Linked DNA regions of Homo sapiens: all the other regions are linked to region 3. A link is a loop called in an ENCODE intact Hi-C map of the cell type or tissue named here. Cell type or tissue: endothelial cell of umbilical vein. All regions are shown on one strand.

Region 1 (2,500 bases), 360 kb after region 3:
TTCTTGCTCCAAGGATCTCAGGTGGGTACTTCTTTCCCAGGAATGCTGCACCTGGGCTAAGGGCAGCAAGCCCAATCCTGGACCCTGTATAAGTAGGACTGGAGTTCCTAACTCACTGCCAGGCTTGAAGCAGGGGCTAGTTCTTCATGAGAGACTGGCAAGATATTTGCTCACCTTCTTACTTTTCTCAGAAGGTAAATTAAAATTTGTTAGGGCTCATAATTCCCAATGCTAGGGTCCTTTCCCATCTCAGTTACTGGTTTCTTTGCTTACCAGTGTACCAGAATTAATTTACCTGTAACACGGGGCATGTTCTACTCATCGTGGCAAAGGAAGCCAGCAGAGACAGAACACGTGGGCTGAAACTATGGTTATAAGTCACTGAGTTGTATTCTGTCCAAAATACTTAAAAGTAGATGGCCAAACTTCATTAAGTATAGAATGTTTGAAAATAGCCTTTCCAAGAAGGGAAAAATTTTCTTGAATGTAAGGATTATCAAGGAATTGGATGCTACAGAGGAGGAATTGTCAGAAAGGAGGCATCGAGACAGGTTTTGTCATATAAGCCAGAAATTGATCCTGGGAGTTTTTTCCAGAAAATGGTTTTCTAAATGTTTTTAAAAATAGCAATGTAAATGAATCAACTTGATCATCCATAATCTCAAACATTTGTCATTTTGAGGGGTAGCACTCAGGCTAACACATGGTAGTCTGACATGTTTGTATAAAAACATTCTAATTACTTTCTTATACCTTATTTTAGAACCTAATTTAAATTTAAATTTTCTAAACTTTATATTAGGCATGCATCAAAAATATGCATCAATTTTTCTAAAATTTAAACTAGAAAAATGTTTAAATTTAATTTAGATTTTTCTAAATTTTAATTTAAATTTTAAATTAGAGGTTTAAATTTTAAAAAAATAGATGCATATGTTAGGTGCCCAGTGTAAATTTTTGCTTATTTATCTGTTTTTGATGAACAAATACTCCCACATTCTCTTCAGTCTGCATTGATTTTCTGGGCTGGTTGCACTGAATTTGTAGTCAGAAAGTAATTGAAAGTTGTAATGGGGTGCCATCTACTGGGGAAATAGAACATAGATTAAAAAACAGAATTGATAGGCGTTCCCACTGCAAAAAAGAATGTGATGAAGATGATGTAAAAGAAAACATGAAAAAAGATGGGAAGTTTACATTTTGCATAAGACTAGAAAAATTTTATTTGAACTCAAATATGCTTCTTTGATATACTACTTTGTTTTAACACTAGCACAGACACTAGATATCAAAAGAAACCCTCTGTTTATACTTAAAATCCGAAAACTTTCAAATGGCTGAGATCTTTGAGACCAACCAGTTCAACACCCTCATGTTACAGATGAGAAACGGGCTCAGAGAGGAGAAGGGATTCATCAACTCTCTCCAGTTAGGTAATGCGGACATTTATATCCTCTCCTCACCAAGATGGTCCTCACTTAGATGAAGTAGCCATTTGGCAAAACATAATGATATAAAGGTCACCAAGAAGTTATCCAGGGCCAAACAGAACACCTCTCTGGCTGACTTGACAGATTGTTAGAAAGCCTCATAATTAGCGTTGCTCCTTTGCATGGGAAGTGATGTTTATTCATTTGTACTGTAAGTTCCCACAGACGCCTTCAGGACAATAGGATTTTCTCTGATTATTTGCTGTTTACCTGCTTATTTAGAAAGTAACCAGCAGAACTGCTGCTTTAGATCTAATTCTTTTTTTTTTTTTTGAGATGGAGTCTCCCACTGTTGCCCAGGCTGGAGTGCAGTGGCGCGATCTCGGCTCACTGCAACCTCCGCCTCCCAGATTCAAGCGATTCTCCAGCCTCAGCCTCCCAAGTAGCTGGGACTATAGGTGCATGTCACCACACCTAGCTAATTTTTTGTATTTTTTAGTAGAGACGGGGTTTCACCTTGTTAGCCAGGGTGATCTCGATCTCCTGACCTCGTGATCCGCCTGCCTCGGCCTCCAAAAGTGCTGGGATTACAGGCGTGAGCCACCAGGCCTGGCTTAGATCTAATTCTAACCAAGAGAGGGTGATGAGTGGGAAGAACATTATGAGAATTGATCATGGCTTCCCAAGGCAGTAATATCAGGGAAGAAAGATGGGACTGGTGAGGCATAGACCTGGGTTCTAGCATTCAGAGCAAAGTGGGCACTTAGAGGGAAGAGTGTGCGTGAAGGATGGGGAGCTCTCAAAACCACAGTGCTCTGACTCCACAACTGCAAATACACCCAATAAGGAGTGATACGGTTTGGATCTGTGTCCCTGCCAAACCTCAGGTTGAAATGTAATCCCAGTGTTGGAGGTGGGACCTGGTGGGAGGAGTTTGAATCATGGGGGTGTATCCCTCATGAATTGCTTAGTGCCATCCCCTTGGTGATGAGTGAGTTCGTATGAGATCCAGTTGTTTAAAAGTGTGAGCCTGGGTGACAGAGGGATACTGTCTCAATAAATAAATAATA
Region 2 (2,500 bases), 150 kb after region 3:
TGTCACAGAATCCCGCTGAACCGTACTTATTTCAAATTCCATCACCCCTTACCGTGTACGTGATGGTTTCTTCGGTGTCCTGTGACTTGACCAGCGCCAGAGTCAGCATAGTTAGGAAAAGGGCTTTCAACATTGTGAATCTCAAAGAAAATACAGGACAAACTAATGTTTAGTATCTGCTGCGGGGAAAGTAACAAAACTTTAGCAGTGAGCACAAGCGAGGAAAGGAGGGTGGGAGAGGCTGAGGCTCCACCATACTCAACTTCCAATCTGCTTTCTCATCTCCCCTCCCCCTCCTGAACCTTCTCGGTAGCCAACGAACGAGGCAGCAAAGACGTAAAAACTGCTGTAGAATTGCATTTCACGTTACTCCATCCTGCTACGCTGTTTACATACAAAAGACATTCAGCGTGCATTTTATACTGCACCTACAAAGCAGGCTGCAGAAAGAGGGGGTCGAAAGGAAAAAACAGTAATCCATTTCAAAGGGGACGGTGCATTTCCTGCCCCCCAGTCCCACACCCCGGGGGATGGAGGTGGGGCTGCAAAACTCTGTTCTCTAGAACGTTAAGGCTTTCCCAGTATACTCACCTTGAGCTAGCAGAGTTCCTTGCACAGCACAGCAAAAATACCTGTGAGCCAATATGAATTGCCTTGGCCTCAAGCTTTTTATTTTTTAAACAAAATAACAAAACAAAACTCGGAGAGCAATCTTCCAGTTCTAGTAGAATACTAGACCTTCTCACATGTCTCAGAGCTTCTCACATCCCCCAGCACAAACTCTCAAAGTGGCATTTCCACGCCTTTCTCTGCGCACAGCTTTGTTTAAAAGTCCCAGGTTGTGTGGAGGGGCAGCCCAAAGCGACTGATTCTCTTTTGTCTTATCAGTCTGGGTCCCCGACACGCTACCTTCGGTTTCAGGCTGCCTAGGACCGGAACCAGGGATCGCACCGCAGCCCAAGGTACCAGTTTCGGGCGGGCGGCCTGGCCCGGCAGGGAGATGAGGTCCCCTTTCTTAACAGCAAGCTAACGCGGCGGTCCCCTGGAGCTGCTCAGCGTCCCAGCTTCTAACCAGCTCCTATGGAATCCAGGTGCGGCTTAAATCTCGCACACTGGTCCCCTAAACTTTCAAAACCACGTTTATGGGCAAAGCCCTGCCGGCTGGTTGTCGGCGCGCACACACATGCCCATCCCAACAGATGTCACCCGAGTACTCGCACTTGCTGACAGATCGCATTCCGAGGCTGCACACCTCCACCTCCCTCTCTGCCCGAGACACCCTGCACAGTCCAGGGCAGTTCTCGGGTACTCAACACCCCTCAGCTCACCCCACCTCACTCTCCCGCGCGCGGCCCAGTGAGTACTGGGCTCGCTCGGGGCGACCCCCCGTTGGGGGCTCCTACCTGTGCGGCCGCGCTGCGCTCCGGGCCCGGGCAGCGAGGGGAGTGCGCAGGGGAGGGCAGCCCCGTGGGTCTGATCTGGCGAAGTCCGGCAGCGGCCGCGGCGGCAGGAGGAGGAGGAGAAAGGGAGGGAAAGGGGGAGGGCGAAGGGGGGCGGAGGAGAGAGCTGAGGGAGGCGCGAGCGCTGAGCCCAGCGTTGCGAGCCCGGCGGTAGAGCGCGCAGCGCAGCGAGGTCCGCGCCCCCTGCTCCAGGGGCCCTCTTTGCCGCCCCCGCTTGCCCTCCCTTGCCAGCTCCTCGTTTCCCAGACTCGCGGGGACCCCACGCCAGAGAGGACACGTTGACATGTGATGTCCTGGATGCGCTTCAGCCTTGGGGATGCTCCCACTCTCTAGTGCGTTTTCTTCTTCTCTGAGGAGGGGAACACAGCATCTCCCTCAGAGACCAGAGGGTTCTAGAAACTGCTGTTACTTTTTTTCCCAATAAGTGAATGCTAGGAGAGTAAATTAACCCCCATTCATAGAACTGTTTCCTTTACCTTTTCTTTCGGATTTTTTTTTTTTTTTGAGGAGGTGTCTGCTTCCACAAATGGAGAAAAATGAGAATTCATCCATTCAACAAATATTTGCCACCTACTGTGTGCTTAGTGTTGGGAATAGGCCAAATAGAACTTGCACTAACAAAATTGTGAGGTGGGGTTTGTTTTATGGTCTCTCAAACCTCCCTTTATGATAACAAGTGTTGGCAAGAATGGAGAAAAGGGAATGCTTGTATGCTGTTGGTGGAATGTAAATTAGTACAAACATGATGGAAAATTGTATGGAGGTTTCTCAAAAAACTGAAAGTAGAATTATCATATGATCCAGCAATCTCATTTCTGGGTATTTACTGGGAAGATTTGAAATCAGTGTGTTGAAGAGACGTCTGTACTTTCATGTTTATTGCAGCACTATTCACAATTGCCAAGATATGGAATCAACCTAAGTGTCCATCAAGGGATAAATGGATAAAGAAAATGTGGCATATATGTGTGTGTGTATACAAATATAATATATATTATATATATAAACACATATATATATAAAATATGTACACACATATA
Region 3 (2,500 bases):
ACACTGACAGATATTGCTGATAACAATCTTGTCCTAAATGCATTAAAATCCAGCCATTCTATGGCACACATAATAGATCCTTTTTTCATAGTCTACTTCAGAAATAATTAGATTTGTGAGCCATTCATTCATTCATTCGTTTCATTCAAGAAATATTTTTGAACATGAGTTATGTGCAAGAAGACATTGTACTAGGCACTGAGCCACTTCAGGGCTACCTTAGAGGCTGTTTCTACTTTCCTTGTAGCTCGGATTGTGTCATCCTATTTAAAATGGCTCCTGGTGCTTTCTTCTTTTCCTTTCTTGAGGTGACAAGATTTGCACATTCTTATTTAAGTTCACAGCACAAGTAAAATTAGAAAGTCATATGTCTCACATGATTTTAGATCTGGCATTTTTTTAAGGGGATCCCAGAAGGAAGGAGCATAAATCTGTCCTTGGCCAATTTGAATTCAAAATACTTGTTTTATTAGAGGCTAACTGATGTAACAAAGCCACGGATATATAATGGCTAACACATAAAATAAGTTTATTTCTTGTTCACATACAATTCTATATGGGTTTTTCTGGTAGAGAGGTGAATCTCCTCCAAGTGATAACTGGGACACCCAGTTCCTCTCAAAGTTGTCACACATGTCCACATCAAGCAGCAGAAGGAGGAAGAGCATGGACGGTCATACATGTGAAGTTTTTATGGGCTTGACATGGAAGTGGCATACATGTTTCTAATTACATTCCTTTGGGGAGAACTCAATCACATTGTCAGAGTCTAATTGTGAGGGAGCCTGGAAAATGTACACCACCATATTCCCAGAAAAGAGGCAATCGTTTGATGAACAGCTGGCCAGTATCTGTCAAAGTGTTTATATACAACACCACACACACACACACACACACACACACGGGATCCTGTGAATTACAATATTTATTTGAAAAGAAGAGAAAGGACTGTAAAATCTTTGAGCTTATTTCACTTCTGTCTTAATACACTAACCCACTTTTAACCTACCCATTTCTTTGAATTTCACGTACTTAGAAATTTAAGTTTTTCATTTCATAAAATTAAAAAATTACATTAGCAGGTTTCTTTTGAAATCACGTTCAGACTTTTTGTCTTATAAATGAGAAATGAGGTCAGAGAGGTTAAAATAATTTGCCTAAGATCCCACGATTGATAAAGCTAAGACTTCCAGAGGTTTCTTGATTTTTTCCTTTATCTTAATTTGAAATAATATCAATAACATATGCTCAAACCGTTGTTACCTGTTTTATATTTAAACCTTACACAAAACAATTTTTTCAAATTCATTTTGTAGAAAGTCTGCTGCGAATATTTTTTTTTTCATGGCTAAAGAAGTTCTTACTATAACCTTTAGATGGCACAAGTTAGCTAATCCAAGGCTTTTTTGTAGCTACAGTAATTATAGGAGGTTAAAGAAAAGTTTATGGAAAACTGGAGCACTGAATAATAATTTAGATAAAGTAGGGATGTAATCAGCAAAATTTCCTTGCATTTAGAATCATTATTCTGAATGAGATTTTATATACAAGAGGCAAATGTTTAGAAGATTTTTCGGAGGTCCTCTAATTGTGCCAATGTCAGGAATAATTAGAAATAAATTACTCTTGGGATAGATTTTTGGGTACAAATTGGAATTGGAGAAGCTTTTCCAAAGTGGATAGAATATAAGTCTGGGAGATAGGAGGCCTCTGTTTTCCACAAGTCCCCAAATACACAGGACAAGTTCTCTCTCCGCTGGCTTATGCATGCTACTTATTGCAGCTCCTCATTTGCTAATTATTTATCTCACCTGGGTGTTCTGAAGACCTATATGACAATGACTGAAAAGCTTTTTATGTACCTCTGTAGGACAGGGCTACAGCACAATACTGTGCGCTTATTAGGGCTACAGGAATTGTTTGTAGAATTGAATTCTCCCACTTGATTTTCTTTTTCTCATTCCTGTGCCTTGGAGGAATGCGAAAAAGTAAATCCTAGGTGTTAATGAAAAATGGTATTTACCCAGTGCCTCTTATGTTGCCCCGCCCTCTTATAGATGGTGTGAGGAAATCTGCTGTTTCCTGAAATGTGGTTCGGTTCTGAAGACAATAATTAGCTAAGGAAAAAAAATCATACACAGAAGAGGCAATATAAAACCAAAACACTGAGTGATTGTATGCACAGTTAGTGCTTTTGTTGTGAGCATGAGCAAACAGTTGTCATATACACCAAAGAAAGCAAAAATGCATTGAATTGAGGAAGGAGATAGTAAGTGTTCCTTTGGTATTCACTTAGAATGTGCTCTTTGTCCTCACTGTGTCTAATTTTCAAATTTCTATGATTAATGAGTGTTGGAATCTGAATTAGAGTTTGAATATGCTAACTTCCTTTTTCCTGACAATGCCTGTTTCCAGGTTTATGTAACAATGCGAAGGAGGCAAAGCAAATCGATGGTGTTCCTTGGCTGTGCATGGTAGGTCCTTTCTTTTTTTTTTTTTT

Evidence for each region. A loop is a pair of places that touch in the nucleus more often than their neighbours do. Peaks named below come from ENCODE experiments on the same cell type or tissue, not always from the same donor. Only the 100,000 strongest peaks of a DNase experiment are listed, where the experiment ranks them.
Region 1: a loop joins it to region 3, with 12 times the contacts of the local background. A loop is called at or near these places in 15 of 110 quality-filtered maps.
Region 2: it touches region 3 in a loop (5-fold over the local background); 7 of 110 quality-filtered maps call a loop at or near these places.

What each region holds. Positions count from the first base shown.
Region 1 is chr2:56,131,278-56,133,777 of GRCh38, forward strand. The region is part of intron 5 of LOC105374690 (a long non-coding RNA gene); the gene reads left to right. Among named protein-coding and RNA genes, the nearest start is that of LINC01813, 42 kb to the left of the region's middle. In endothelial cell of umbilical vein, a CTCF peak has its summit at 1,103 (motif pointing left); a DNase peak (open chromatin) is centred at 1,074; H3K27ac peaks cover 253 bases.
Region 2 is chr2:55,922,308-55,924,807 of GRCh38, forward strand. EFEMP1 (EGF containing fibulin extracellular matrix protein 1) reads right to left here and starts at 1,475. Exons shown (of 12, transcript NM_001039348.3): 1 at 1,404-1,475; 2 at 592-632; 3 at 53-140. The coding sequence starts at 133. RefSeq lists an enhancer at 1,035-1,534. In endothelial cell of umbilical vein, no CTCF peak of the experiment used is centred here; DNase peaks (open chromatin) are centred at 354 and 1,544; H3K4me3 peaks cover 1,917 bases; H3K27ac peaks cover 2,025 bases.
Region 3 is chr2:55,770,439-55,772,938 of GRCh38, forward strand. It overlaps LOC107985811 (a long non-coding RNA gene), which reads left to right. Exons shown (of 3, transcript XR_001739192.2): 3 at 2,416-2,500. Among named protein-coding and RNA genes, the nearest start is that of PNPT1, 78 kb to the left of the region's middle. In endothelial cell of umbilical vein, a CTCF peak has its summit at 1,375; DNase peaks (open chromatin) are centred at 1,403 and 2,203; H3K27ac peaks cover 998 bases.